Linked DNA regions of Mus musculus: region 2 is linked to region 1. The links are chromatin loops, found by intact Hi-C in ENCODE. Cell type or tissue: left cerebral cortex. All regions are shown on one strand. Links, peaks and the distances in the headings refer to the core of each region. The heading gives the core; the rest is flanking DNA.

Evidence for each region. Hi-C counts contacts between places; a loop is a spot of excess contacts. Peaks named below come from ENCODE experiments on the same cell type or tissue, not always from the same donor. Only the 100,000 strongest peaks of a DNase experiment are listed, where the experiment ranks them.
Region 2: it touches region 1 in a loop (7-fold over the local background); 19 of 42 quality-filtered maps call a loop at or near these places.

The regions. Positions count from the first base shown.
Region 1 is chr1:59,875,893-59,891,915 of GRCm38, forward strand. Bmpr2 (bone morphogenetic protein receptor, type II (serine/threonine kinase)) reads left to right here. Exons shown (of 13, transcript NM_007561.4): 13 at 1-2,189. Among named protein-coding and RNA genes, the nearest start is that of Fam117b, 29 kb to the right of the region's middle. In left cerebral cortex, for the core only: a CTCF peak has its summit at 8,051 (motif pointing right); a DNase peak (open chromatin) is centred at 8,048.
Region 2 is chr1:59,960,132-59,976,154 of GRCm38, forward strand. It overlaps Fam117b (family with sequence similarity 117, member B), which reads left to right. Exons shown (of 8, transcript NM_001037725.3): 5 at 8,823-8,966; 6 at 10,355-10,580; 7 at 14,752-14,872. Among named protein-coding and RNA genes, the nearest start is that of Fam117b, 55 kb to the left of the region's middle. In left cerebral cortex, for the core only: a CTCF peak has its summit at 7,371 (motif pointing left); DNase peaks (open chromatin) are centred at 7,351 and 10,226.

The DNA.
Region 1 (16,023 bases), core at 5,967-10,966:
GTGTTTCTAGTGAGCATTGCAAACACACACATTTACTTGTAAAATGGAGTTTGCAGCCCACATTAAAATCTGGAGCAGAATCTTAGAACTATATTACTTCATTCAGAATGTCTAGTTTGTAACTGAATTTAAAAAGAAAATTGACTGTACTTGAATTTACCACTTGACTATTCTTTGTTTTTAAAATGCTTTTCCCCCATTTAATTTGTATTTTAAATTCTAGAAACATCTTCATGGTTTGGAATCACTTTTAGACATAGTATTACTTAAAAACTCAGGGCCCCTTTCATCTGTTTGTACACTGAAAGAGTTCAGTTGCTAACAAACAAGCAATTAGATCTAGTTGAATACTTAAAGTATTTGTTGCATAGTAATGTTTCATCATATTATTTGACTTAATTCACATCAACATGATGTTTGATTTCATTAATCATAAAACTTGCCCAGTTCTGTAATTACTGAATAGAAGGAATGACTCAACTAATTGGCCACTTGTTACAGCAGATTTAAGCCTTGGAGTTGAAGCACTGGCTTACACACTTTCTGTTCTTGGTTCTGTGGATATACATGATGGGGCAAATATTTCATTCTGTTTGTTTTTAATAACAAGATTAGGAAAGGTAATTCTGAGATAGAATTTTCTTATGGGGTAATTAGCATTATAAGACTTTATAAAAGTGAGCTGATGGCTCTAGCTTTGGTGACAGCTTTGATGGCTTTGAGAAGGTGAGCTATGGTGACCAGCTTTTCACATTGTCAGAGCCAAACAGTTGTTCTTTGAGTCAACAAACTCAAGTTCTAATTGGTCTGCTGTATATTTAAATCTTAGCAGTGAGTTTTTTGTAACCAGTCTCTTGTCTCAGGCTCTCTGCCTTGTTATCAGTCTTAAGCATATAAAAGAAACATTTGTAAAGATGTATAAGAGTAAGAAAACTAATGACTAAAAAATGCAATTCAAAGCAATTAAGTTTCAATTTAATATTGAGTTGCTTCACTTCTGTGGCTTTTTTTTCCCTGGTAACATATATTTATTTAAGCAATGTTGTATGCCTTGTCTTCATTTCTATAGAGATTGTATTGTATGTGTTTGTGTAAGCTGGAATCATCCTTAATTTTCTGTTGCTAATTTTTCAAATGAATTTACATGAATAACTGTAAAATACACTAACTCTTAGGGTGTTATAGCTGAAACACGGAGATGTGTAGCTGCCATGCTTTTTCTGAATGGACAGGAGAAACATAAGCTACCAAGTATTCATTTCTGAGGGTGCTTTGTAGGGAAAGAAAGGCTGGCACTTCCTCAGAACCCTCTGTCTTGTTAACGGGTATCTTTTGTTGGTGTGTTTTGCTCTTACATTACAGATAGAATATCGTGTGTGAGCTGATGAATAATTACTTTCAGTTATTTTGCTTTTGTATAAGCCATCTGAGACCTTGCTATGCTGTATAAGTTGTGTGACGGAGCAGTGTGAGTATGAAATAAAGCAGATCACTTTCCTTTTGTATTATCTATGGATGCCACTATGAACGCTGACATTAAGCCACTCAAGAGTTTTCTATGAATAAGTGTAAGTAAATGCTTTGATATATATAAACCTAAATAAAAGATTGTATTGAGACAGAGACATTGGCAAAGGAAGTTTTAAGGCAGTTCTTTAGGTGTAAAAGGCTTGCTGTAAAATGGTGCGTTATTCCACTTATTAAAGATCATATTAATGACAACAGTAAGTGTATTTTTGATTTCATGAAATCTTCAGAAATTGTTACTGCTAATATGATATTGTACAGACTTTGCAATAGAGTCAGCACACACTATCTCTAACATGACTCTTATAACAGTGTGATACTAAAAAAAAGGTCAACTGAGATTAGAATAATAGCTGCTGCTTCCTAGCTACTACAATACACCAAACACCATGTTACTCATTTTATACTCAGTTGACAGTTTTTACCACTGCCTTAGAAACGTGTTCTCTGTCTTTTATAAGGGAAGGAATAGAAGGTCAGGAAATTTAAATACTTTCTCCAAGCCACAGACCTGGTAAGTGTATAAGATCCTGGTAATGTATTTTATACTTTGCTTTGAACTACAGCTTTTAAATTTTGCTTGTGGCAAGGAAAATTCATAAACAGATAAAATGTGCTCAGTGGTTATAGTGGCCAAGACCAAATTAAAGTGACTGAAGGTACCCAAAGCTGTCTGGGCTCACCTCCTGCTCACCTGCTACGATGTGGATGTGGTGCCTACGCTGCTGAGTAATGTTTTTGGTTAGATCCTTGTGGTTTAGGAGGTTTCTTCTTTCTCCTACAGTGTCTTTCTACGTTGCCCTGCTTTCTGCCTCTGGAGTAGCTGGTTCTGCGAGCTTCTACTACCATAACAGCTTGAACACTTGCTTAAAATAGAATGTGTGTTTCATCTGTGTAGATGAATTCGCTGTGTTGACTAGGTATCCCACAGTAGAACCCTTTATCAGTATTCAGGGCAAGCACATTCAGGGTGTGCTTTGACCCAGCCACTGCCGGGTGCTGAAGAAACAAACACGGCCTGCTCCCATAGGCTCTGTTGTCATCTTAAGTGATATTTTAGGGGTCAGAGAGGTAGAGTGTCTTTCTTCCTTTTGACTCTAGTCCGATACACATGTTAACAGGTCACTACTGCGGTTCTCTGCAGAGCCTTCTGCATAGTATTTAAGATGACAAATGCATTTCCTTAGAGGAAGTGTGATAACTTGTGAAAAGCATGTAATAATGACCCATTGCACCTTTTTAAAAGTTTTTCACTTACTTTTATTTTATGTGAATTGGTGTTTTGCTCACATGTATGTCTGTATAAGGGTGTTAGATCCTCTGGAACTGGAGTTAGAGACAGTTCCCAAATGGGTGCTGGGCATAGAACCTGGGTCCTGTGGAAGAGCCCCCAGTGCTCAGAACTGCTGAGCCATCTCTCAACCCCTACCCCCTCGAACCTTTTAATGACTTACCAAAAGTAAAATTATTTTCATTTATTCCTATCTGGTCTGTCTCCCAAGTTTATATTCCTCTCTGCAAAGAGCTACCTTCAGCCAGTGATTAATCTTTGTTCTATAATGGTTTTTTTAGATTAAAGACCAAATCTTACATGCATTTTATTGGTATAATTTATTTTTCAAAATTGAAAAGATGAACTGAGAGATAACAAAAAGTATGACATAACTCCTTCTCCAGGAGGGGAGAACTCACGGTGGTGACTTTCCTAGGGAGACACATAGGAAGGAGTGCCTGCCCGCTTCAAGTGCAGCCTGGGAAACAACCAATGAGTTCATTGGCATTGCACATGTAGGAGTATGGGCAGCTCATAAGCCAAAGACTTCAAGGGGGAACTGCATCACTGGAGCCTCCTCAGCTACCTGCAGGGGGAGGCTGGAGGGAGTGCTGAGTGGGATCCAAGTTTCCGAAGCCAACCATCAGCAGTGTCTACCAGAGACTTAGCTATCAGTGTGCTGCTTTATTCATTGCCGTGACAGAGGGATGAACGTCACCATCAAAGTCTCTTGCTTCGTGCTCTGGTTATGTCACAAGAGGAAGAAAAGACTACACCACAGCAACAAAAAAATAGTTACATCCGTACAAGGAAATAACTAAGAAACCCAAATAAGTGGTAAGCTGTGTTCTCAGAATGTGTCTGAAAATCCAGGGAAGATTTCAGCTGCAGAAGTGATTATTGGAAGGAAGCGGTGAGTGCAGGATGTTTGTAGAAGCAGCATGTTACGTTAAGTCCACACTTTTGAAAACCAGTTCATGTGTTTAGCTACATTTCAATAAGAGAGAGAAAGAGAAAACCTTTCTGAGGAAGAGAGGGGCTCTCGATTGGAGCACTGTGTAAGAATTTGGACTAATAGGTATGCAAAGCAGACCCTGGAGGCATGAGAAACTGCAAATGCAGTTTCCATTGGGACCACTGGGCCCCTTCAAAGGAGCATTAAGAAAAATATGGAAGCCAGGTGGTGGTGGCGCATGCTTTAAATCCCAACTCTTTGGAGGCAAAGGCAGACCTATTTCTTGAGTTTGAGACCCTGTCTACAAAATTAAAACAAAGCAAAATGGAAGGGGGGCTAGAAAGTTATGCTCCATGTGTATGAACATACATTGCCGTTGCAGAAAAACCAAGTTGGGTTTCCAGCGCCCACATCAGGTGGCACACAGACCTGAAAGAAACTCCAGAAGCTGGAGATCTGAAGTCTCTGGCCTCCTGCACACACATATGCACACAACTACAAATGATAAGAATACAATTCTTGCCAGGCGGTGGTGGCGTACACCTTTAATCCCAGCACTTGGGAGACAGAGGCAGGTGGATTTCTGAGTTCGAGGCCAGCCTGGTCTACAAAGTGAGTTCCAGGACAGCCAGGGCTACACAGAGAAACCCTGTTTCCAAACAAATAAAAGAATACAATTCTTAGAGCACATGCCTTTAACCTCAGCACTCAGGAGGCAGAGGCAAGCAGATCTTTGAGTTCAAGGCCAGCCTGGTATAGAAGGAGTTCTAGGTTACCCAGAAAAACCTTTTCCAAATGAAGACACCTAACATTAGCTTCTGGCTTAAACACACAGAAAAAAGTAGGATTGAGTGCATTAAATGGAAGGAAGGAGACAGAATGAGAGATGCTGACAAAGCTGTTTCAGGAGGGCTAACATGCAAGTCTGGACTCACCCTGGAGTCATCCAAAAGAGTGTAATCAGCAAGTGTCAAAGCAGCTAACTGTACTGGCAGTATAAAGAATGGGCTGAGAGGGAGGGAGCCATGAGGAGTCGTGTAGACAAGCACTGGCAAGAGATAATGAGAACCTGCATGGTGAGTCAGAGATGAAGGGAGGCAGGTACACACCAAATCAGAGACCCAGTGTCTGGACAAGGTTAGGCAAGGGAATGATTGTCCCTCACAGGGGTGAAAAGAGTCTCAGAATGTTCAGGTGACAGAAAGTAGTACCTTTAGAAGTTTGGATGTATTATATCCTCTTATTAAGTAATGTTCAAATTTTTGGTTCCAAATACACATGCTGTCCCTGATCACATATTATTTCTGTAGAAATGCTTCAAGAATAAGGCTTTCCTGAGAAGGCTGTAGGGAAAGTCAGCTTGTTTTGAGACAGTCCATTATTTTTAGATGAATGCCTTGATAGGTTAGCTTGTTTCACATAGTACATTAAGACATTGGGGGAGGGCAGCTCCATTCTTGCCCCTGTTTTTCTTTTAAAAAAAAAAATCAAGAACAGCCTTAAATTGAGAATGATGTCACATGACAACAAACTCAACCCTTGGGATCCTAAAATAGAACTGTCAAAAATTCAAGGGCAGGCTGGAGAGATGGCCCAGCAGTTAAGAGCAATGGCTATTCTTTCAGAGGTCCTGAGTTCAATTCCCAGCATCTACATGCAGCTCACAGCTGTCTGCAACTCCAGTTCCAGGGAATCTGACAACCTCACACAGACATATGCGCAAAACACCAATGCAATAAAATAAGAATAAATAAATTATATTTTAAAAAAATCAAGGCCAGCAGCCAGGGCTATGTGGCAAAACTGTCAAAAAAAAAAAAAACCCAAAAAACTAAACAAAACAAAAAAGCCAAGTGATGGCGCTAACAGTCTGGTCTCTTGAGTTTGAGGCCAGCCTGTTCTACAGAATGAGTTCCAGGACAGCCAGACTCCTACACAGAAAAACCCTTAAAAAACACACAAACAAAAAAGGGAGCTGTCTGTGCTGACCTGTGTTTGACCCCAGATCCCATGGTAGGACAGAATGGACTCCAAAGATGACCTCCGATGTCCCCACATTGTATTGTGAACAACTTTTTTTTAAATTTGAAAGTGGGTCAGACTGGCACCTTAAAAAAGAGCAGCAGACCTTGACATATGTGACTCTGTTGTAGAGGAGCACTTTGTGTCCTGGAGACCAAAAGGATTAAGGCAAAGGCAAAGTTGCCCTGAAGTGTGGATAGTGTCATCCGGCTTACCACCCTGTCTTCTTGCCCTCCCTTTTAACTAGGAAGGGAAAAACTCTATTCAAGAAAACAGTCTTTGTATGCTTGGGTGGTATGGGGTGGGGGTGGGGTGAGGGGTGGGGTGAGGGGGTTGTAAATGGAACAGAAAAACAGGTGAAAGTTTTCCATTCTTACCAACTTTTTTAGTAGCATTTAAATCATCAGTCTTTTATGTATAATGTCATGGAAGATATGCTTCAATTCCTAAGGGGGGAAAATGAAAAGACATACATTATTATCTTTAGACATCATGGAGAACTTCAAAAATACCAAGGTCTGGGGACAACATACATGTAGTTTACAGACAGACAAACAGACAGGCAAAACAGCCATACACATAAAATCTTTTTTGTAAAAGTCATGTCTCTTCACTTCTAGGAAAGTAATTTAAAAAAAAAAATGGCTATGATGGTTGCAGGTCTGTAATCCTAACACTTGGAAGACTGAAACAAGTTTGGCATAATCCAGAAAATTTAGCAAGACCTTGTCGAAAACTAAGAGATTTGCTCTTATAAAAAAGCCAAAAGGAACTAGATTCACTTCAGGAATGACGAACTGACCATAATATCAAAACAAGAGGTGTCTTTAGGGTAACGGGGGGGGGGGGGGGCAGCACATGTCTCATCTCTTATGAACCTGTGAAGAAAAGGATACATACCAAAGAGGTTAGGCTTTCAGCATCTGAGTGATTCATGTACTTGCCTCTTCCACAGCTTGCCGAACATGTGCTAGCAGAGATGCTTGTTTTCTTGAAACACTACCTTGGTGTAAAGCTACACTGTCCACAGTGGAGGAAAAACAAAGGTACAAGATAAACGGAACATTTTTGAAAGAGCTAAGACGTGATGCCTAGCACTCTGGGCTCAGCTCCCAGTACCACAGACGGGAAAAGTAAACAGATAACTGTCCATCTCCGTAACTCTTACTACTCCTTCCCAGTTGTCTGAAGACTCTACTCTGAGAGTTGGTCTTCCCTCCAAGCAGTCTGTCTGTGTCAGTGGTCGTACCAGACCAGCAGGCTCCTGATCTTTAACCTGAACTTGTAATGTATCCACTTGTGGCCACACTCATGCCCAGCTCAGCCTTCCTTCAGCACTCCTGTGGAGTTTTGGGTTAGTTGATTGGTTTTTAAGACAGGGTTTCTCTGTGTAGCCCAGGCAGTCCTGGAACTCACTCTGTAGACCAGAAATCCTCCTTCCTCTGCCTCCCAGGTTCTGGAATTAAAGGCGTGCCACACCACCCACTTCCTCTCAGGACCTACTGTCCTGTAGGCAGGAGAGGCCCATCAGTTTTCTGTCTCAAAAATAACAATGTTTAATTGACTGCTCTGCTAATGCCAAAATGCTATTCTTTTTCACTTTTAAACCGTTTTTATTTAACCTCTGTTAATCTGGCTTCTTGGGCTGGAGACAGGTCAGTGGTGGAACTTGCCTGGCAGGTTTGATCCCCAGTACTACCTAACCATACACACATGCATATAGGAGGCATGCATCTCAGCCCTTCTAAATTACTCTGGGCTCTTGAAAGCCATTAGGATGTGTGTCACTCTTTTTTGGAGTTAAGTTGGACAGAATGATCAGCAGTGAAGGAGAGTATGGCTGTGATGTACACACACACACACACACACACACACACACATACATACATACATTCACACACAGCCAGCACCCAGCACCCTGGCTTTGAGAAGAGTAAGTCTGGATTTTCAGATATTTCAAATGCTTTTATTTTGCATTTATAGTTATCATTTTTAACTTTTCTCATAATATTTAATAAAATGAGAGGTCATGCAAAGTCGTCAACCTTTACAGATATCCATGGATGTAGGAAGAGGAGGTTCTCCATTTGACAAGGAAATTGTCAACCTTGACAGAGGTCTCTTACACCTTTATCATCTAGTCAACAACCAGTGGTGATCTACAGGACCAGACACCATTCCTGAGATAGTTTTATAAGATGTCCCCAGTAGTTATCCTCCAGGTCATGTTAATGGCACAGTAGCAGAAAGTCTGTGTGCCACCTGACCACTAGGCGGCACTGCTGGTCCGAGTTCTGATTGCTAGACTGCTTCCTTTTTCAAAGACCATCACTTGTTTTGTTTGTAATGTTTTAATTTTTATTACATTTATTTATTTATTGTGAGTGTGTGTGTGCACTCTAGCACACAAGTGCCATGGCTGCATATTGAGGTCAAAGGACAACTTGTGTGAGTTTATTCTTTCCTCCTACCACATGGGTCCCAGGAATCAAACACACAGTTGGATACAAGTACCTTTTCCTGCAGTCCTGAAAAAAAATTTTTTTTGACTACCAATATCCAGCTATCATGGCAAGGCCTATGAGCACAATGTACATTTAGGTCTAGTTATGAGGTGTGAACAAGGTAGAAAGCCTACAGATTGGTCCTTTCCAGAAGAACACAGCCTACACCCAGACTTTAGCATGATATTATAGCTTTGCTTGAATTATACAATGAAATGTGAATTACAGGTGACTTATTTTTGTGCATGGATATATGTGTGTATATTGGGGGGGGGCATGTGTATGCTTTGTCAAGTGAGTGCAGTATAGAAGACAACCCTGGGTATCAGACCTTACCTTCCAACTTCAATGCAAGGTCTTTCTTGTTTATACCTTCGCTGCATACTCCATTTTGCCTTAGGCATACTAAAATTACACACAGACATGGACCACTGAATCTGGCTTTTACATGAGTTCAGGGACCAGAACTTGAGTCATTAGGCTTATACAGTAAGCACTTTGACCAGCAAAGCCATCTCCCCAACCCATAATTTACTAAGACATCAGGAAAGGCCTTTCATGGAACCCTAGCATTTGGAAGAATTCTACCAAAGTTTATCCAAGTTCTGTGCAAATATTTTATAAGAGAAGTTGGGTTTTAGAAGTTTGTTTGTTTGTTTGTTTGAATTGACTGGCTTCTTCGATATTTAATTTTTGGAAGAAGTAGTTTCTGGTTACTGTAGTATTTTTTCCTGCTTACAGTTTCTACCTTAAGGGCCTGGCATGGTGGAGCACAGTTTTAGTCTCGGCAGAAGCAGAAGCAAAAGGATCTCTCTGAGTCCCAGGCAAGCCTGACCTACAGGGCAAATTCCAGGATAGCCAAGACTACACAGAAATTTTCTGTCTCAAGAGATTTTCTTTTCTTTCTACCTTAAAATTACATATGCACCAGCATTAAGAATCCGGTTGGGTAAGCAGCTCGTGCCATACAAGAATGAAGACCCGAGTCCCCAGAACCCACACAAGAAAGCTGGATGTGATGGTACGCACTTGTAATCTCAGTAGGGGAGGCACAGGCAGGAGATTCCTTGGGGATCTGCCTGTGCCTTCCCTGAGCCAGCCAACTGAGCAAGCCTCCCGACAACCTACCAGCCAGTGAGAGACCTTTCCTTAAAAAGGGAGGTGGGGCATTACAGCTAGTTAAGGGGGGTTAACAGCCTGAGTCCGATCCCTGGAGCTCATGGTGGAGGAAAGACCTTCAGCAGTTCTCCTTCCCTCCACATGTTCAACATAGCATATTTGCACCTCTGCCTCCTCACCCCAGACACACTCAAATATATTAAAGCAAAAAATGGATACATACATACATACATACATACATACATACATATTAATACAAAGATAAGGTGGATGGCTCCAGAATGATGACACCCAAGGTTGTCTTCAGCCTCCATAGGCATGAACATCCGAACCTCTCTACCACAGACTACTTGAGGTGATTAGTTTATAAAGAGATACGGCTCCTGGTAAACCAGGCCACCTTAAATGATAGAGTTACCTATCTCCATTTCTATCTGGCTCAGCAAGTAGTGACTTCTGACCTACAAAGAAAACTTCCCAAGAGGAAGGAAATCCTCTCTGTTTCCCAACCCAAAACACATTTGAAGAGTTCATACAGACACCAGAACCAGGGCTCTTGATTTCAGCTTGGGTGGAATTCTTAGAATTTTAGTGAATCAAGTTTGCTCTAGAGTCCTCCTCTTAATTGCTTGTGATTTTCTGTGTCATTTGCGTATGTGACATATACGAGTGAACACTTTGGTGTCTGTCTAGGAAGAGACCAGTGTGATGAGCATACCAGTGAACTGGCCAGCTGTGTTTTGTTTGGTCTGAAAACTATCTGAAATTTGTTTTTATATGAATGCCTCTTTTGTGGGGCCTAGACTTTTCCCAAACCCAGTAACTCTCTCGAGTTACGCTCTACAAGATTTATTCATTTGTGTTACTTCCAAATCTCTGTAATCTTTCAGTTTGTACCTTCTCCAAAACCCTTTTTCCAGACATAACATGAATACAGAGCCTGGAGGATATGCCTGGCATTTTACGCACACTGGGGAGGAGAGCTAGCCACCTACTTTGAAGCAGGCCAGCTTGCATGCTCTCCAGCCCTTCCACTCTCCCATAGGATGGATGCTGCTGTTACCTATGTCTCTATTCTTCTCTGTGATCTCTGAAACCTACATTTGAACAGGGTGCAGTATTCATTTGTGAGTATTAACCAGTGAAAACCAAAACCAAAACCAAACAATAGTATTATCCTATCCCCTAGTGGATTCTCTTAAATCAAAAAATAAGCATTCGAGGCTGGAGATAGAGCTGAGATACTGAGATACTGAGTGCTTGTCCAGGAAGCACAGACTTCACGTTCATTCCTAGCACCAGAAACAAGCACCAGGAAACACTCCATTCATAAGTGTGCATCACCAAGCAGGTGGGACTCTCAAAGCTCACCGTTTGAGCTGAGGGGACAAGATGGAGACAGTGGACGACACACCTATAATCCTGGCGTTTGGGAGGCAGAGGCATGTGGATCTCTGAGTTCGAGGCCAACCTGGCAGTGAGTTTTAGGATAGTAAGGACTACTACATTATGAGAGTCTGCCTAAAAAAAAAAAAAAAAGCCAGCCCATTTGTAAGCTCCATTTGGTTGTTTTTATATAAGTTTCTCTAAAGCATTAAAACCATGGTCAGAGGAAACAATCAAGGAAGGCAGAAAGGGAAGGTCACTCTGGAGAGAGGCAGATGAAACAAAGGTTTCATGTCAGCCCTGTGGAGGCTCAGAGAGAGGAGTGCTTCAAAACCCTGGCTTTACCACAGACTGAGCAAGAGCCGTGTGGAGCTGTGTCACCAGCCTCCCATCCACCTCCACAGTCGAGACTCAGCGGTAGGTGCTTCTCATCCAGTTTCTATCTGGCTATGTCTCTGCTACGTAGTCTTGTAGTTGCCTCTGCCAAAGAAAACACTGATGATAGGCTATTTTTAAAATTAGGGGAAAATCCCCCACACACTTTGTTTTTCTTCTCCAAGCTGTGAAATCCTTCCAATTGGCCTCATTCTCCAACAGGGTTTTTTGAGATCAAAGACTGAGGGACTTCCAAAGTGTGTCTCACATTATAAAACATCCAGGTGTGCACTTTAAATCTGCTATCTGAAAAATCAAGCTTCATACAGAGACACTGACTGTTCACCAATACTTCTTTTTTTCATGGGCTCTCTTGTCTGGTACAAATAGTCTTTTTACTGGGGCATTTATCATGCAAATAAGCATGTTCAAGTATAATGTGAAAGGGTGAAAAGGAAACTGAGCAACACAGGGATGTGACAGCTGCCAACTTCATAGAAAGCAGCAGCACGCCACATGCCAGGTAATTCCACTCTATCTGCCCGTGGCTTGCTTTTCTCCTTCTCTTTCCTTTTCTTTTCTGAGACAGGGTTTCTCTGTGTCACCTCTGGCTGTCATGGAATTCACTTTATAAACCAGGCTGGCCTTGATCCTACTGCCTCTGCCTCCCCAGTGCTGGAATTAAAGGCTTGATCTACCTCGGCCCCTGCATCTTTCTTAATAAATTCCTATGCAGGAGTAAAACATAAAATGCCCTCATTTGTGATCTTCTTCAGCCTGTTAACACCGCTCCAAACAGAAAGCAGCAAGACAGAAAGGAAATTACCTGTGCCATTTAAAAGGGGGAAACAAACATTTTAACATCATTTTCCTTTATGTCCCAGAACTTTTAAAGCACTTTGGACTTTTGACATCTCAGAGAGAGAGAGAGAGAGAGAGAGAGAGAGAGAGAGAGAGAAAGAGAGACTGAATATGAATCAGAGACAAATTAAAATTTGGAAAGTGAGAGGGCCACCTGGAATTCATAAAGCCCTAATCCCCTCTGATCCCCCAGACCAGTTGAATAGGGAACTTATTGTCCTGGACACATAGCAGGCTACTGTCACTAGGATAGAGGAAAGGGTGGGGTTGAGTAGGCTGCCCACTTGATAGAAAACACACCAGACTTACCCCTAGGGACTGATGACAGGATCCAAGCTCCCACCCTCCCACAGCTCTGTACCTGTGTCTGGCAAGCACAGGAACCTACATTTCTGAGATGTATGGCTTATTTCACAGAGTTTATAGTGTCCCTCCCACACTGCTACCTCAAGCCCAAGGCTCTCACACATGCTATATTCTAGCCCTAAACTATACCCTAGTCTGGAGCATTTTTTAAAAGATTTATTTATTATTATATCTAAGTACACTGTAGCTGTCTTCAGAAGAGGGCATCAGATCTCATTATAGATGGTTGTGAGCCACCATACAGTTGCTGGGATTTGAACTCGGGATCTTTGGAAGAGCAGTCAGTGTTCTTAACCATTGAGCCATCTCTCTAGCCCCTGGAGCACTTTTTAAATTGTAGATTTATGATTGTGGTCTAGGTTAAACCTTAATTTGGTTGCCTTATTTGCAGTATGTTTACCTTTAAGAAAAAAAAAAAGAAATGAATTTGGCCTTGCGTCTTATATAGTTTTTACCACCTGAAAACAACTGTTGTTCATTTATCAGCATGTATGTATATATGCATCAGTATGTATGTATTATGTATTATATATATGTGCATGCATTTGTTGTGTGTGTACATCTTCCTGGGTGTGGTTTTGGGGTACACATGCAAATGTTTTCCTCAATTGCTCCCATCTTTTTTTGGTTTTTGGAGATAGGGTTTCTCTGTATAGCCCTGGCTGTCCTGGAACTCACTCTGTAGACCTAGCTGGCCTCGAACTCAAAAATCAGCCTGCCTCCTGCCTCCCGCCTCCCGCCTCCCGCCTCCCGCCCCCCGCCCCCCGCCCCCCGCCCCCCGCCCCCCGCCCCCCGACCCCCGCCCCTCACCCCCTGCCTCCTGCCTCTGCCTAGTGCTGGAATTAAAGGTGCACACCACCACTGCCTGGCTCCCATCTTTTTCTTTTTCTTTTCCTTTTCCTTTTCCTTTTCCTTTTCCTTTTTCTTTTTCTTTTTCTTTTTCTTTTTCTTTTTCTTTTTCTTTTTCTTTTTCTTTTTCTTTTTCTTTTTCCTCTTTTCTTTTCTCTTTTCTTTTCTTTTCTTTTCTTCTCTTTTCTCTTTTCTTTCCTTTCTCCTTTTCTTTTCTTTTCTTTTCTTCTGTTCTCTTCTCTTCTCTTTTCTTTTCTTTTCTTTTCTTTTTTTTTTCTTTTCTTTTCTTTTCTTTTCTTGTAAGGTCTCTCACTGAACCTGGAAATTGGCAATTTAACTAGAGTGGTTGGCCAGCAAGTTCCAGGGGTCTGCCTGCTTCTACCCTGCCCTCCCCCCAATCCCTAGAACTTCAGGCACACATCAAGCTGAGTGCTGGAGAGCTGAACTCAGGGGCCTTCATGGCAGTTAGTTGCCTTGTTGACCGGGCCATCTCCCCAGGCCTATTAGTGTGTGTTAATTGTAAGAGATAGAGTTCCATTTTCAGGCATCTACAGAATGTTCTTTGATCAGACTCATCCCTGCCCACCATCCTCTAGGCTGGCTCTGCTGGTTTGATTTGGTTTCTCCTTTTTATGAGACAGACACAGCCTCCCCAGCACTGGAGTGAAATGATACGCATAGTGGCGAGTGGCCGACTAGAGGCGATGCACCACACAGCCAGCTCTGTTGTTTTTGAGGTTGAGCTTTTTCCTTATTGGTCAATTAAGATTCTTTTATTTACTTCAAATCTTTCCTCAAATGGACTAATTCATATATTAAATAACTATTTCTTGAGCGTCTGCCCTTGTGTTATATCTAACATATTTGAAAACCAAGATGAGTCATTTTTTTAGCTTTCTTCTAATTATTTATTTATTTAGAGCCAAGGTCTCACTGTATAGCCATGGCTAGCCTGGAACTTGCTGTGTAGATCAGGTTGACCTGGAACTCACATTGATCTACCTGCTTCTGCCTCCCAAGTGCTGGAGTTAAAGGAATACACCACTAAGCCAAGCTATTTTGGATTTATACTGGAATTGGTTTTGTTGTTTATTGGTTGGAGTGTTTGTTTGTTTGTTCCTTTGTGTTTGTGGGATTTTAAAAAAGATTTTTAAAAATTTGAGTATGGCCGGGCAGTGGTGGCACATGCCTTTAATCCCAACACTTGGGAGGCAGAGGCAGGCAGATTTCTGAGTTCAAGGCCAGCCTGGTCTACAGAGTGAGTTCCAGGACAGCCAAGACTACACAGAGAAACCCTATCTCAAAAAAAAAAAAAAGTGAGTATTTTGTCTGCATGTATGTATGTGCACTGTATTGTGCAGTGCCTTCAGATGTAAGAAGTCACTGGGTCCTTTTGAATTGGAGTACAGAAAATATGAGCTGCCATATGGACAGCCTGAACCAAAGACAGGTCCTCTGCAAGAACCACCACAAGTGCTCTCAACCACTGAGCCATCTCACCAGTCCCTGTGTTGTTGTTGTTATTATAATTATTTTTATTATTGCCAGGTGGTAGTAGTGGTGGTGGTGCCTTTAATCCCAACATTTAGGAAGCAGAGGTAGGCAGATCGCTATGAGTTCGAGGCCAGCCTGGTCTACAGAATGAGTTTCAGGACAGCCAAGGCTATAAAGAGAAACTCTGTCTCAAAATAAATAAATAATTAAAATAAAATTAACTATATTACTACCACTACTACTATTACTATTTATTATTATTATTACTATTACTATTATTATTGAAACAAGGCTCACTGGCCTAAAACTCATGTGCAGGAAGTGTCAGAATTACAGGTGTGAGCCACAGTGCCCACTCAACCAGGATCCCATTGAGATAATTTGCATCCCTGATGGCTAATGACGTTGACCTTTTTTTTTTTTCATATGCTGTTTTGTATCGTCTTCCATCTCTGTATCTTTGGAGTCTGTTCAGTTCTTGTTTGTTTGAGACAGGGTTGCATGGAGCCTAGACTAATCACTACCTCACTTTGTGCCTAGAATAACCTTGAACTTCTCACCCTTCTGTCTCTGCCCTCCCAACTGCTGGAAGTGCAGGAATCCCTGGTTCTGTGCAGTTGTAGGAGCTGAACCAGGGGCCTGCTCACATCAGACAAGCACTCTACCATGTGAGTCACATTCCTAGTCCTGTTTATTTCTTTTGAGATGGGGGTCTTGCAGTGTAGCTAGCCCTGGCTGGCCTCTATCGCCAGGGCTGACTGACCACAGTGATCTTTGTACCTCAGACTCCTGAGTAGCAGTAACTCTAGGCACGAGCTTAATCATGCCTGGCTTATATTTTAATTAGAATTTTTTTTCCAGTGAGGGTATTGAACCCATGGAGTTGTGTATTCAGCTCAGCACCTTACCACCGAGCTATATCCCTAGCTTGACATTAACCCTTCGAGCTGCAGACCAGTGGTAGTAAATACATTCATAGCACTATTCAGCCATCGGTACCACATCTCCATTTGTTTTCTTCTGTTTCATTTTGGAAAACTGAAACTCCACAACCGCTTCATTATATTTGGTCAAATATGAAAGGGTTTTATTATGTGGGGGTCATTTTCCCCTCTCAAAGATGAGTATATTTGTTATTTAAAAGCAGCATGTATTATTAATGGAAAACACATGTTCAAAAGAAACTGCTAGCTGGGCATGGTGGTGCACACCTTTAGTCCCAGCACTCGGGAGGCAGAGGCAGGCGAATTTCTGAGTTCAAGGCCAGCCTGGTCTACAAAGTGAGTTCCAGG
Region 2 (16,023 bases), core at 7,288-12,287, 86 kb after region 1:
GCTCCAGTAGGGTGGCAGTACAAGATTAGGAGATAAATAGCAGACAGACCTTGAAGTCTTCACAGACTTGTTGTAATACACTGTGTCTTCATCTTAGTTGTACAAAAGAACATTAATTTTTTAATGTTGGAAATGAGACTCATGATCCCAAATGCATTTTATAGTGTTCACTGTAGGCTTAGAATGAATTTAGTAGAGGACAAATAATACAATCCAGGAATCATTTACAGAGTTAGAATTGTGAGTAAGGAGTCAGAGTTGACCTGGAATACTGTAGAGACCTAACACTGGTGAGAAGGTAGTACTAGTTGGAGTCTTTTGAACTGCCTAGGATAAGTAACCGACTGACATTTAGGAAGTGGAACTGCTGAACTGCTTACTAAATGACACGCATTCCCCTCGGGATTTGTGTTATTATTGGCAATTAATCTTCATATTGTAATTTAATATTATTAACTCCCACTTAATAGGAAGTTGAGACCCTGAGAGGTCAGTTATCTTAAAGGTCATATGAGACAGGCTTGGCGTCTCACCTAGACATTCTGACATGAGTCTCTGTGTTTTCACACTTTGCTAACTGATGATGGCTGCCAAAATACAGTAATGATGGAGAGATGAATAAAGACTGGGGCCATTTTAGTCTTTGAAGTACAATTTTAAAAATTTATCTGAAAGTACATACTAAAGTAGAAACAGGGTCCTAAATAAGGTCAACATTTTAGATTTGTGCTGTGCCTCCTCTTCATCAGAGAAGCCTCTGACTGCAGTGTGCAGCAGCTAATGCAGACCAGAACCGCCAGTGCACTGAGATTAGCAGAGCTCAGCCTTCAACAAGACAGCTTTGAGCCTCTAAGGCTCAAGGAACATTCTGGAAGAGGGACTGGAGAGAGTAGAAGAATCAGGGTAATGTCTACTTGAAGATAACCTCCAGGCATGATAGATTCTGGGCTTCTGAACTCACTGCACTGGCTATCTGCATGAAGCCCACATGAGGCTGGACTCATCAACATTTCATTATGCAGTGGTGGAGGAGCCTATGAAGCAAAGCCCGCACCTCACTGAGGGACTATTGGCAACTGATGGTTGTTGGAGGAAGAGGTAGCATTTCTTGAGTGGTGCAGCCACCTGATAAGTTGCTTTTGCTTAAGTGTATAACCTGTCACTTATGCTAAAGCAAAAAAACAAATTACTGTAGGTCACATAGAAAAGAAGACGTGGGCTTAGGGAGGGGACGTGTTGGGTAGAAGTGTTTTAGCAGGGAAAGGGGTAGATAAGAGAGGAGAAAATAGGGTGTTGATGGGGGGTGAAACTGCTAAAATTATATAAATGTATGAAATTGTCAAAAATAAAAAAATACTTTGGGGGAGGTCGGATGCAAATCAAAATGAATAGAAGACCTACAAAAGCTACAACTGAAATTGATTAGAAGAAACAGGCCTCAGTGTGATGCTCGATTAAGCTGGGGGCTTCCAGGATAGGATCACACACACACACACACACACACACACACGAAAAAGTATATAAATTGACATTTGAGGTTGTTTTATTATCTCTTAGCAATGAAAGGACAGTTGTTAATTATAGTCTCTAGTTAACAGATTTTTTTTTTTTTTTATATTAAGTTCTGAATGGTTTTCCTCACAAGCTCATTTTTTGTTGTTCTGTCTCTGGGAGTTGAAGGAGCACTGTTGGTGGGGAGAATGACTCTTGCTAAGTTTCTTAGATGTGAAGTTTTCACGTCCTTGGTTTTCAGAAGTGATAAGGTCCTCAGGTGCTTTAGGATAATATTCCTTCAGAGTCTGGGTAGGAAGTGCAGCAGCCAATTTCATAATTGTCTGAGTGCTGCACAGATGTCAGAGAGTAGAACGCCAGCTTTTCACAACCACAAGAACTGATTTCCAAGGTGAGAGTTAAAAGCCATACAGTTGTTCTCTGGCTGCCATTACAGCCTTAAGCAAAAACGTTCTTCCCAAGGATCCCCTTATTTCTTTGGGCTAATGACACAGTAGTTTGAGGATGGAGAGACAGTGAGATTAGAAAAAAACAAACATTTCTTCTGAGAAATGAGGATTGCTGGCTGCACTGGAGTCTGTGTGCCAGTCCATCAGGGCTGCTGTGCAATTTTTTAGGGTTAGAAATGAAACTATGTACTGCTGTGATACATGTGACCAAGGATAGCGGTAATGTAGGCACGCTGAAGAGAAGATGAGCCAGATGAGAAAGAACATAGTTTATCACCCATTGAAAGTCAATAATGGTGACGGACCATGAAGCCTCAAGGTGGCATGGAGATCCCCAAGTGAACCCTCACTGTGTGCCTTCTGTCATGGCTGTTGCAAGGAGCAGTTTTCACCTGCCTTTGGTTTTATTTTTTTGAACAGACTTTTTCAACATCCTTATTGTCTATCAAAGCAAGTCTTTATTTCCCCTTTGTTTTGTTTTGTTTTGGTTTGTTTTTGTTTTTGAGACAATGTTTCATTCTATAGTATGGGCTGGCCTAGAAATTACTGTGCATGACCTCAAATATAGGCACATTCCTCCTTGCTCGGCCTCTTGAGTGGTAGAATTAGTGGTCTTAGCCACCACTCTCAGCTCAAGGCAGAGTTTTTTCCTTTTTGTATTTGATGCTTGGCATCTTAGATCCTTGCTGAGGAACCTGCCTCTTCCAAGATTAGCCAGTTCTCTCAATCACATCAAAATGAACCAATATGAAACACATACCTCAACCAGCTCTTCTTAAACTTTTTCACATGATATGTTTTGATCATATTCTTTCCCCTCCCCCCAGTGCCTTCCAGTCCACCCAATTTCATGTTCTCTTTCTCTCTCAAACAAATAAGCAACCCCCCCCCCAAAAAAAAAAAAAACAAACCCACAAGAGGCCTTTTTGTGTTGGGCAACTACTCCTGAGCATGGGACCTGTCCTAGATTATGTTTGAAATACCTAGTATCACTCCATTCCAGGTAGGTTTTTACCCTTCAGAAATTTCACTTTCTTAGCTCTACTTGTCTAACTTCTGGTAGACAACCTTACCATGCTTCAGACTCATCTGTCTGATCCCATTCTCATCCCCATGCTGTGAAGCAGACATTCATGTTAGGTGTTGATGTAGATACTGTAAAAGTAACTTTATTTTTCTATACTAATAGTCATCTCCAAGGCTTGCTGCCTCAGTCTGCTAAACTTGGCCTAATTCTGGAAGCTTCCTACAATGTAATCTAGGCCTAGAATGTTTTCAGCCTCTGAGACTTATTCTGAATAAGCTCACCCCTTCCGAATTTTCTCTGCGCTCTGGCTGGCTGATTTAACTCAGTTGTTCTGACTCAAAACTCCTCCCCAAGCTGCCTGATTCAATCTGGTTTCTCTCAGCTTCTCCTGAATTGCTCTGCTTGGCCTCATACTAACTCTGGAAATCTGTTCTAATCTGGCTCCTTCTCTGGCTCATTCTGCCTTCACCTGTGTCTAGTTTGTTCTCTCTGTACGATTGTTCTGGTAAAACTGCCTCTGTCTCCCTCCTTGTGCTGCTCTACTCTCCCTCTCAACTCTACTGCACTGCTCTCCGAGAACTCTATGTTCCTGTACTGTACCCTCTTCCTCCTGTGCTGTCTGCCTCTCCCTTAAGTAGCTTCCCTTTCATCTCTCTTCTCATGAGAGTTGGACATATCCCATTCTGTCAAATCTTTCTCTGATTCATCACTTTATGCCACTCAATTAGTCATCACTTTCAAACATGGGTGCTTCCTTCTACAAACTAACCTTACCTTCATTGTTGGGATTAAAGATGTGTACTAAAGGCATGCTTGTATTCCAGCCTGAAGGATGAAAGGTATGTATTAAAGTCTGCCACAGCCACACCCTAACTAGAAACAGGTTCAAAGTTACTATTGGCCATGTTTTCTGATATTCTGATTCTTTCCGAACCATTCCACCAACAGAGGTCCAAGCATTTAAATATATGTACGTTGGGGGGTTGTGTTCATTCAACCCACCACATTCCAAATGTCACGTGGGTATATAGAGAATGACATGGTGCTGTCTGATTAAAAGCTTTAAGTGGGCCAGAATTTACTGAAGTGTTTACTCTGAGGAGAGAGATTGGGAAAACAGTAAGCATTTTATATTTTTTCCAAAGTACAGATCTGATGAGAGAAATATTTTAAACTTTCTTAGATGTGAGGAATTCTCAGCTAATCTGATAACCTACTTACATTTGTGTATACCGATTTATATTTAGAATTCACATTATTGGAGAAACCACTTTTGATCCAGGAAAACAAATTCTCGTTATTTAATTCCCTAAAAGGGGTGTAGTAGGAGGGGGGTGCCAGAATTTAAAAAGAAAGAAAAAAATTCCTTAAAGTAAAATACCTTGAAATAAAAGATTATTTTTATTCTCTTCAGATGTTTGTTAGAATGTAGTTTATATGAGGAGTGAAATAAAGGACTAATTCCTCATGTTATCTTCAGTAGTTATGTGGGGAATTGCAGGCTGGTCTCCAGTTGAGCTGAGGTCTGAACCCCGAGAATGGTGATAATTCACCTTCATGATATGGTAGGTGATCCCTTATGCTCCTGGAACTCTGGCCCCTCCCCCCACAAGAGAAGCATGGTCAGTAGTCACTTAGGCAATGGCCCAAGCTTTTGACCTTCAGGCTAAACTCCCCAGTTACCTAGCAAAAGTGAAGACCATAAAAAGGGCTGTTCGGCCCCACCTTGCTCTCTTACTCTCTTACTTGTCTCTCTTGTTTCTTACCCCTCAGTCTCCCTACCCCTTTACCCCCTGCCTTTCTATAATAAAGCTCTTAAACCATAGAGAGTCTCTGCCCATCAAGGCTGTGCGCACTCTCGCAGGTCTTGGGAACCTCTTCCCTCATCCCTCTCTTCTATAACCCTGCTGGCTTTAGCAAAGTAGCTCCGGGGTTCCCAGGTAGGGTTACCCCTGGCCACCCCCTGAAGAGTGGGATAGAGGAATGCCCACCCAGGGATGAGTGGAGGTAGTTAGCAGCCCTCTCACACCTGACAGACCAGAGAATAGGGAAAACTCTGACGGGGCGTGGGCCTTTTCCCTTCCCCCTCTTCCCCAGGGCCCCTTTTTTAGTTCCCACATAGTTACATTAGGTTTAACTAAGAAGTCCTTCTCAGGTTGCTGGGTGAGTTCATTTGTTTTAACCTCCTGGTGACAGCTAGTTAAGTTATAGTTAAGTTAAAGTGCTGGTTAAAACCGCTTACCCAGAGGAGAGGTGCACGGGCCTTATGAGAATGACTTGCTCTCACTCCTTTCTTCTCTGTTTTTTTTTTTTTTCCCCTTTGTTTGAGACATTAGATTTTTGATAAATAGTTGCTTCTAAGGAGATATTAAGAAAATCTTTTTGTCTTAGTCAGGGTTTCTATTCCTGCACAAACATCATGACCAAGATCAAGTTGGGGAGGAAAGGGTTTATTCAGCTTACACCTCCAAACTGCTGTTCATCACCAAGGAAGTCAGGACTGGAACTCAAGCAGGTCAGAAAGCAGGAGCTGATGCAGAGGCCATGGAGGGATGTTACTTACTGGCTTGCTTCCCTGGCTTGCTCAGCCTGCTCTCTTATAGAACCAAGACTACCAGCTTAGAGATGGTACCACCCACAAGGGGCCCTTCCCCCTTGATTACTAATTGAGAAAATGCCTTACAGTTGGATCTCATGGAGGCATTTCCCCAACTGAAGCTCCTTTCTCTGTGATAACTCGAGCTGTGTCAAGTTGACACAAAACTAGCCAGTACACTTTTTAACATCTTTCCCTGCTTTGCTGATAGGAAATCTCAGCAAATCCAAATTGGGGAGGCAGCTGCTCCCCTGCCAGGGCCCTGTGTGCCTTTCTTACCATGGCAGCTGAGGACGACTCTCTGCTTTCTTTACAGACAAGCTTACTAATGTGTTCTCATGCTGTGGCACATTACCTCCCCCTTACAGGCTCTTTTTCCCTGCGTCTGTAATTTAGCAGTTGTAAAGCAAAGGAGTACTTGGAAGCCTGAAAACCCAGCACAAGGCCTTGTTTTTGTTGTATGACAATTTGAAGAAATTAGCAGGAGGAGGACACAATTGGTTTAGAACTGTTAATCTAAACAAACTAGTAAGTTTACTATGTGTCCTGAGTGTTTGAGATTGCTGTTAGCCTTCTGTGTTACGTTTCTCTGTCACCTCGTTACACATGAGATGATCGGTCATAGGAAAGCTGACTGCATCTCAAGATGTCTGTGTGCTTCACTGCAGGCCAGTGAGTCATTGGTTTCCTTTCTCTCTATCATTTCAGTTGTTTCCTCTCCAGTCTTTGTTTTACCGTCCATGAGTCCTCAGAAGCAAAGCAGCATTAGCTTTGTCCTTCCCCTACCTTGTTCCTAAAGTGCCTATAGTTTTTACAGCTTTATTTGGGGCTGGAAAGATGGCTCAGTGGTTAAGAGTACTTGCTGTCCTTCCAGAGGATCCGAAGTCAGTTCCTTAACATCCATATCAGGTGACTCATAACTCCCTGTAACTCCAGCTCCAAAGGATATGACACCTCTCTGAACTCTGGTGTCTGCACTCACAGTGGACCATACACATAATTTTACAAATTATAAAACTAAATTAAAAAAAAAAACCGAACAACTTTTGCTTGATCTTATGTTGGAACTTTACATCTGTTGGGAAGAAAGTAGGGTAGTAAAGTAGATAAAAACTCTCTAGGAGTTAGTGGAAGTCCTTAGGAATCCTAAGATAAACAGTAGGTAGCCAGCTCCAGTGACTAGCTTTCATCCTGCCTCATTGCAGTTACAAATAGGACCCGAGTTCAGTGACAAGGCTAGAGACATGGCTCAGTGGTTAAGAGCATCTGCAGGCACACACTCACATAAACAGACATGCACAAATAAATAAATATCTCTCTGAAGAATAAGGAAATGAGGGCCGGGGAGGGAGGTTGAGGTTGAGGTAGGAGAGTAGAGAAGGCAAGCAATGAAGAGAGGAATGAATAGAAAGGTAGCATAGGCTCTGTTCTTGTCAATGAGAGGATGTCACCTACAAGTCTTCCATCTATGGATGAAAGGTATGGTGACATAGGCTTCTAGTCTTAGCACTCAAGATGCTTAACAAGGAGTGTCATGAACTTTACTCCTGCTTGAGTTAACCCTGTCCGGTTGGTGCTCCTTCCCCCTTTCCCCCCCAAAAAAGACATAACCCAATACCAGAAACAACAAAAACCCACTTGTCGGACATAACTGTTAGATATTTGGGGGCTGGAGACATGTCTCAGTGGTTAACAGCACTGCCTGATCTTCCAGAGGAACTAGGTTCAGCTCCCAGAACCCAAATGGCAGTTTTCAGCTGTTGACTCCAATTCCTGATGCCCTCTTCTGGCCTGTGTGGACTCTGCATGTACGTGCACCACATACATGCAGACAAAATACACAAACGCATAAAAAAAAAAGAAATAACACATTTTAAAAAATTAAAATTAAAAACAAATAATATTGGAGAAGCTTGGGGGTATGTGAAAAGATGTGTGAACAAAGGGGTTAAAATTAGAGTCTCTCCAGCCCCGTCTTTCCTTTCTGCTCTTCCAGAGGTCCTGAGTTCAATTCCCAGCAACTACATGGTGGCTCACAACCATCTGTAATGGGATCCGATGCCCTTTTCTGGTGTTTCTGAAGACATTGACAGTGTACTCAGATAAAATAAATAAATCTTTAAAAAAGAGAGAATCATAAGGACATACTTTTAAAAAGAATTAGGAAAGACTAGTTAAGAAACAGTGTGTCCATTATGGGCAGAATAGGGGCCAGGGGTGATTACCTCCTTTCAAAACCATGAATGAGAATACTGAGCTGTTCCTTACATGTGAAGGAAGCTACCTGCCCAGGAGGTAGGATGCTGAGCCCTGCCTTGGGAGTGAGAGCTGTACACTAACAACAGCCAGGAGCTGCTTGAAAGTCAATTCCCTTTGGCTTCTTTCTCACAGATTTCCTGTTTCTTCCCAAGGATACTTGTACTGTGTTTGCTGTGTTTTTGTTTTGCTTGTTTGTTTATGTTAAAGATGAGCAGAAGTAAAAGAAGAAATAAAGCTTCATTCTAAGTTTGAGTCAGACGGTAAAATTACCCATTGAGTTTTAAAGCTGGAGCTCAGTGCCTGCAGATACGTGAGCTTTTGTTTCTCTGCCACCTCTTCCAGGTGAATGAATGAGGTAGCCATAGATCTCAGACCATTGCTATTAGCAGATACCCTCATAAGACCTGTTTTGTATTTTATTTTGAGCATCTTGTTAGGAGGACAGTTAATATTATATAATTATTTAATCTGTCACTTTAAAAAAGTAATACTGTGACAATGAAAACACTTTGGGTAAGAGAAAATCAAAGATGGATTTCCAAAAAGAAAAAAACCAAACAAACACATTTTATATTTTTGTTTTCAGAGGTGAACATATTAAGTATGTATGTAGTGGTATTCATACAATGACTATTACAGGAAAGTTATCTGCAGTTATGCGGTGGGTTCTACCTTATGAATCCTGTCTGTCTGTTGAACTCCATTGTCAGGCTTGGTGACAGGCACCTTGCTCAGCCACCTCACTGGCCTTGTGAAAGCATATCTGAGGTTGCTGTTCTTGGGTTCTCTTAGTGACCTCTAGTTTGTGACAGCTGTTGGTACATTTCTGAGTCAGTCTTGACTGTCGGGCTTTGAGCTCTAAACTACATTTCATATAACCTAAGATGCAGATTCGGTTGCTCTCAAGTTGTTGAAGTCCTTTGGATTTGTTTTTGGGCTATGCCACCTTGAAAACTCCTCTCCCTCTTCACCTCTTAAGGCTCCTGCTCCAAAGAGCACGCTCGTTCCCGCTGGCCCCATCACCAAGTCGTCTGGTTCTCGGTTCCGGAACAGTGTGGAAGGGCTGAATCAGGAGATTGAGATCATAATTAAAGAGACGGGGGAGAAGGAAGAACAGCTGATTGTAAGTAGCCTCCACCCTCAGTGCAGGCTTGCTGTGAACTCCAGAGCTCTGAGGAGTCACATTCGGTTGGCTGTATTTACATTTCTTACTGAGAGAATGAAAATTTGACTTTTTTAAATAAATGAAAATAAAAGCCTTTGACCGTGAAAGGGATTGAAGAATTTTAACTTCTGTTCATTTCACAGAATGAATGGGCCCAACCTTAGTTCAGGTCCTCTAGCAGAAACTGGTTTTCATTTGTAGCAAATACCTCATTTTGCTTTAACTCCCTACAACAAGTTGGAGTTAGTTCCGTGGAGGGTGGGGCAGTTAGAACAGCAAATTGTTTCTAAGGGGTGTCTGCCCCCCACTTTTGTAGGCTGCTTGGTTTGACTTGACTCGCATCTGCATGAAAAATGAGTTTTGTGGCCCAGAGTACTTTTACTCAGCAGTTGTTCTTGAGTGCTGTGGGGGGTTAGTTTGGAGAAAGCCCCTACAGGTGTGTGGGATTTTCTCCCTGGAGGTGAAGGCAGCTGGGTGTGGTGGCTGGCCTGTACTCCCAGTCATTCCACAGCTCCTCCAGTTTGAGGCTGGCTTATATAACTGAAATCCTTTCTCAAACAAACAAAAGACAAAACTTGGTTTAGCTTTAAAAATATACAACTCTCCCATCCCTGTTCTCCATTCTATAAAATGGAGTATGCTTTTCCTGACTAATTAAAGCTAAGTCAGTCAAAGTTGTAGAGGGAGCTGGCTTGTCTGCTGTGTGAGCCACACAAGCTTTCATAAATGTCTCCTTGATTTCACCCTCTAATTAGATCTGCTGTGATTAACCTTTCACTCACAGGAAGGGTTCTTTGAAAAAAACAACTTAGAAGAAGAATGGGCAAGAAGGCCCAGGAATGAAGGGCCTCCTGTGTCACTGGTTAGCACCTTTGCTCTCTTAGGGACCTGTGGCTCACCAAGCTTCTCCTTTACTGTGACAATCCTTTGTATACTTTTAGAAATAACAGTACATGATATTTAGGGGGCAGTACATTTAGTCAGCAGATGTTGACCCTCCAGTGTGCCGTGCCCTGAGAAGACAAATCCTTCCCAGAAAGTGCTGCTCACTGAGGTTAGGTGTGGGTGTCAGTAATGAGCAACAGGAAGGCCCAGGGATAGTAGAAGATGGATGCTTGCTTGTTTTTGAAATGGGGTTTTGCAATATAGCCCAGCTGCTCTAGAAATCAGAATCCTCCTGTTTCGGCCTCCCAAGTGCTAGGAGTACAGATTTGTGGCACCATGCCAAGCTTAGAATTTGATTTGTGAGATTCTGGCCACAGAGCAATGTGGACACTGGATAGATATACTGCTAGTAAATTTCAGAATCAGTGGTATAAACATCTATTTTTAAAATTTTGTAACAGCCACAAGATATTCCAGATGGTCATCGTGCGCCTCCGCCCCTCGCACAGAGAAGCAGCAGCACACGAAGCATTGACACACAGACCCCTGGGGGTGCAGACAAGGGAAGCAACAACAGCAGCCGCTCTCAGTCTGTGTCCCCAACATCCTTCCTCACCATCTCTAATGAAGGCAGTGAGGAGAGCCCCTGTTCAGCTGATGATCTGCTTGCGGATCCCAGAGATAAAGGTACGGTAGGTCGGAGCTTCGTCCAGAGCTAATGGCATACCTCCTGTTTGATCTTTTGTCCTGATCTTTTCCCTGGGATCCCACATGTTGGAGGAATGAGGGAGGGCACCGGGTCAGAACAACTGGAGCACAGTGCAGCTTTGCCAAGGGGCTCTGATGGTGCTTGAGTTAAGTGGGTGTGTAGGCTTTTGTTTGTATTTTTTATTTTCCAGCATTTGTGGTGGATATAGCTACCTTATGAGTGACTAATGCAGTGGTTCTCAACTTTCCTAATGCTCTAACCCTATAAAACAGTTCCTCATGCTGTAGTCAGGCCCAACCATGAAATTATCTACTTCACAACTGAGTGCTAACCATAATGTAAAGTTTTTGGAGATACAGGTTTGCCAAAAAGTTCTGAGTTTCACAGGCTGAGAAGCACTGGACTAACTGAATATTTTCCTGAAAAGTACTTTGTTTTAAATCATTTTCCCCATTGGGAATTTATTGCCTTAATAATTCTTAATGAAATGTGAAGCCTTCAACTTAATGCTGTTGAGGATACTTCTAACAAGGATTAACTTGATTTATCTCAAATCTAAATGAGTGTTCAAAGCAAAGTCAAGATTGGGGGTAGTAAGGCTGAAGGTAGTCCAGTGGTTAAGAGAACTTGTTAATCTTGCAGAGGACCATGATTCAGTTCCCAGTACCAACCCACATCCATCTATAATTCTAGATGTAGGGGACTCTTCTGGTTTCTACAGGTTCTTCATATATGTCAGTGCACATACAAATGGGCACACACATACACGTGATAAATTTTCAAAACAAATTTTTAAAGGTTGGAGTTACATACAATAAGAACTAGCCTAAATATTCCAAATATTAAGTATAAAATCTTACCTTTGAAAAGAAATATGATTATTTTTATGGGCCTATATCAGAGTAATACATTCTGTTAGCTTAATCATAGTTTTTATATGTACTTGAAAACAATGATGTAACAGCTGTCTGTAAGTTGTCCAGCTCAGTTCAGAAGAAGTGTATTGAGAGCCTCTTGCATGCCATTCTGACTGGCTGCCTCTCCCAGGTACCTCAGCATTTGAATCTGGCAACAGCAGAACTTTGACTTAGGGCTTAGTTAATTATTAGTTATTTCCCTGAAATAACAATACATAAGTATATGAAAGAGATGTACCAATCAAATGTGAGCTGATGGTAAATCACAGATTGCTGTGTTTGTGTCCTCCACCCATGCAGAAGAGCAGGCACAGTAGGGTGTGTCTATAGCCCCTGCACTGGAGGGACTAACCTGCCTCCCAAGCACGCCAACATGGCAAGCTTCAGGTCCTGAAGTGAGAGATCCTGTCTCAAATGAGGCAGGATAGTTCGGCAAGTAAAAGCTCTTACCACGCAAGACTTGACAACCGAAGTTCAAACTCAGAGTCACACTGAAAGAGAACCAACTCCACACAGGTGTCCTCTGTTTTCATGTGTGTGCTGTGGCACACACACCTACACACTAATAATAAGTAAAGCTATTTAAAAAAAATAATCCCAAAGCCGGGCATGGTGGCGCACGCCTTTAATCCCAGCACTTGGGAGGCAGAGGCAGGTGGATTTCTGAGTTCGAGGCCAGCCTGGTCTACAGAGTGAGTTCCAGGATAGCCAGGGCTGTACAGAGAAACCCTGTCTCAAAAAAACCAAAAAAAAAAAAAAAAAAAAAAAAAAAAAAATCCCAGCACTGCAAATGCAGGCTGATCTGTGAATCCAAGGCCAGTCAAGGCTGCAGAGCTAGATCCTGTCTCAAAACACTTTTCAAAGGAAGGTGGTGCTCAGTAATGGGAGACATTTGACACCCTCTGGCCTCCACCTATGTATGCTTGGGTGTGAGCACACGCACCATATACACCCAATTTAAGATAAAAATAAATCTTGAAGCCAAGAAGATGACTGAATGGGTAAAACACCTAGTATACAAGCATGAGGACCTGAGCCTCAGTCCCAGGTATCCATGTTGATGTCCGTACATACCCACAGATGCACTCAGAGAATTCAGTCTTGCTGACTCTTCTACTGAGGATAATTTATAGCATCCCCAGAGGTTTTGTGAGTTGATTGGCATTCAGGGTGTATAATTGTCAGTGCTGAAAATGCTGCTTTGCATAAGTGTATAATAAACAACAGTGGAATATTGTATAGGGCCATTGTTGAAGTTCTGTCCTAATCTCAAACCAAAGTCATGTAATGATATTTTTAAACTGAAACTTAATTCAAAAATACAGGCATCAATATTAAAAATCTAATACTTAAATACCACACAAAGAATTTTAAGAAAATGTCTAAGGCATCTTTCTTTTTCACATTTAAATTGTGTGTGTGCGCGTGTTTTTAATATATATCATTTCATGTGCTTTGGTGTTTTGACTGCATGTATGTCTGTATGAGGGTATCATATATAGTGAACCGTAGTTACAAACAGTTGTGAGCTGCCATATGGGTGCTGAGAATTTTTTTAAGGATTATTTATTTATTAATTTACAATGTTCTCCCTGCGTATATGCCTGCAGGCCAGAAGAGGGCATCAGATCCCATTACAGATGGTTATGAGCCACCATGTGTTTGCTGGGAATTGAACTCAGGACTTCTGGAAGGATAGCCAGGGCTCTTAACCTCTGAGCCATCTCTCCAGTCCCCCGGGTGCTGGGAATTGAACCAAGGTCCTCTAGAAGAGCAGCCAGTGAGTGCTCTTAACTGCTGAGCTCTCTCCCTAGCACCGATTATGTTTTTATAAGATTAGAAAGCTGTGTGTACAGTAAAAACTCTGTAGTTCATAATTTACGATCTTGAGTCCAAGCTTAAGGATTTCAGGAACCCTGTGTTCATGTGGTGTGATAGTGTGCGGTGTAGAGCACATGCTCTGCTCAGAGCCCAGCATGCAGTGAAAGTGCACTGTGCAGCTATGGTGCCAGGGCTTCCTTGGGTGTTTGATTTTTGCTTTGTCTTCGGTTGTTCTACATAAGAAATCTTTCATTCTTGCCAGCTTTTTTGTAACCCACAATCAATTATGGGACACCATATGGGTCCATAGTTGAGGAAGGTGAGCATTAAAGCAGGCTGTGATGGTATATACCTATAACCCCAGCACTTGATGGAGGAGAAGGATCACTCATGATCATCTTTGGCCAGTCTGGGCTATGTAAAGCCCTGTCTCAAGAAACAAAACAAAAAACAGGTTGGGTTTTAAACTACATTTGTAGACTGTTGGTAATTGGACTTCTAAAAAAAAATTGTTAGATTCTAGGTTGGATTGAAAATAGCTGTCAAAAATTGCCCCTTGGCTTTCTCATCCCATCAGCTCTACCTTTTTGTATGAATTCCATAATTTTTTTTCCTGGTACTTTTGATTTTTAGAAAGGAATGACTGATGACTTCTGTGAATTCCTTTTATTAAAAAATAGGGTCATAGCACCACTTTTGTTAAGAAATTTATAGTTTAGAGACAGATTGAAAATTTTAGAACAGTTACATAACATACCAAGAAATTTAAATTACTGTAGTATGAACTGAGTAAATCAACACTGGACCTGACTGTCAGAGTAATGAAATGGTCCCTCCCTCTGATAGGGTGCATTTGGAAAATGTTTTGAAACTTTTGAGGTAAGTTTATAGAGAGTTTTGGAAAAATGGTAGAATTTATTTCTTGTTGGTTATGGAAGCTTGTGGTCAGAAGGAAGTGTTGATATGTATAGCAGCTTTGACCTAAAGCAGAGACCAAGCAGAGGAGCAGCAAGAAGACACTGGCAGAGATACAGGGCAGGCCAAGGGTCAATAGCAAGCAGCCAGTGAAGAACTGTTTCAGATACATGTGCTGGGGAAAATACATGCTGAGAGTATTTGCTGAGTATATAGATACAAGGTAGCCAGATTGGTGTGTGTGCAGTCTGAGGAGTCAGTGCTCCAGGACTCAGTAGATACTTGTAAGTAGAAAAGAAACAAAACTGATAATTTATTCTTACATTTACATGCAAGTTTAATTCTTTTTTTTTAAGCCAGCAATGTCTTAGTTGTTGGGGTGTTAATGAAGAAAGCACGCTGCCTGTCTTTGAGTACTTCTCTGCAGAAGTTCAAGAATATTGATTATAGTGTTTTGATGCATTTTATAATAGTGTTTTGATGTCATTTCTTACAGAGAATGGAAACAATTCTCCTTTGCCAAAATATGCAACCTCACCAAAACCTAATAACAGTTACATGTTTAAAAGGGAACCTCCAGAGGGCTGTGAAAGGGTCAAAGTCTTTGAGGAATGCTCGTAAGTACCCCACATAAACACACTTTTTACATTAGAATTTTCAAATAACTTGAAAGGGTAGTGCAGTGATTACTTGCGTATCTCCCACTGAAATTCACAATTATTAGTTTTTCCAGTGTTTGCTGAAAATAGCCCTGGAATTCCAACAAACTATGTATTATTATCTTACTCCAGAATGATACTTAATGTCCACTAACATCCAATTATTCTCATTTCTTCAGCTGTCCCAATTAAAAAATGTGTGTGTGTGTGTGTGTGTGTGTGTGTGAGAGAGAGAGAGAGAGAGAGAGAGAGAGAGAGAGAGAGAGAGAGAGAGCGCTCGCATATGTATTGTCGGAGATCAAAGGATAATTTGTAGGAGTGGAAGTTCTCTCTGACCATGTGGGTCCTGAGGGCGAGCTCAGGTTGCTAGCTTGGTTAAGCCATCTGCCTAGCCTCCTAGAGCATATTCTATGGCTGTTGTCGCATCTGAAGTCAGCCAGGTTTACAAAGGAGATGCAGCATCTGTTTACTTAAGGTGAAGTACATATTTACCCAGAGTGGTTCTTTTTTCAGAGACCTGATAATCCTCAGGTTTTGTTCTCTTTTTTTGGTCTCCAGTGATTTCATATTTCAAAAATTCCAGTATACTTTAGGCTCAGCCATACTACTTTGAGAAGATAATTTAAGAAGTGGTAGATTTAGTCTGTGTGGTACCAAGGGAATTGACCCCAGGACTTCCTTCACACATGCTACATAAACACTCTACCTACGGGCTGTTCTTCCAATTCCTAGAAGCAGAATTTTTCTTATTTTTATTAATTATTTTTTATGTATATGAGTGTTATTTCTTCACCACTTGGGTGTCAGGTGCCCATAGAGGCCAGAGGGAAAAGAGTGGATCCTGTGGGGCTGGAGTTTCAGAAAGTTGTGAGCCAGCACATGGGTATTGGTAGGTAATAACAGCCATTCTTCATAATGGCTTAGCCACTCAGCCCCCAACCAGCAGAATTTTAAACTAGCAACTCTTGTTATTTTACTCCTTATTTCCAGTTTCTTGTGTCTGATTTAAAGCTCAAATTTTGCTTAGAAAGAATGTAGGGTTTTCATTAACAGTGTCTCCTTGTTTTGTAAGTGATGGCTTCAGGATTATAAGTATATATGAGGGCGTG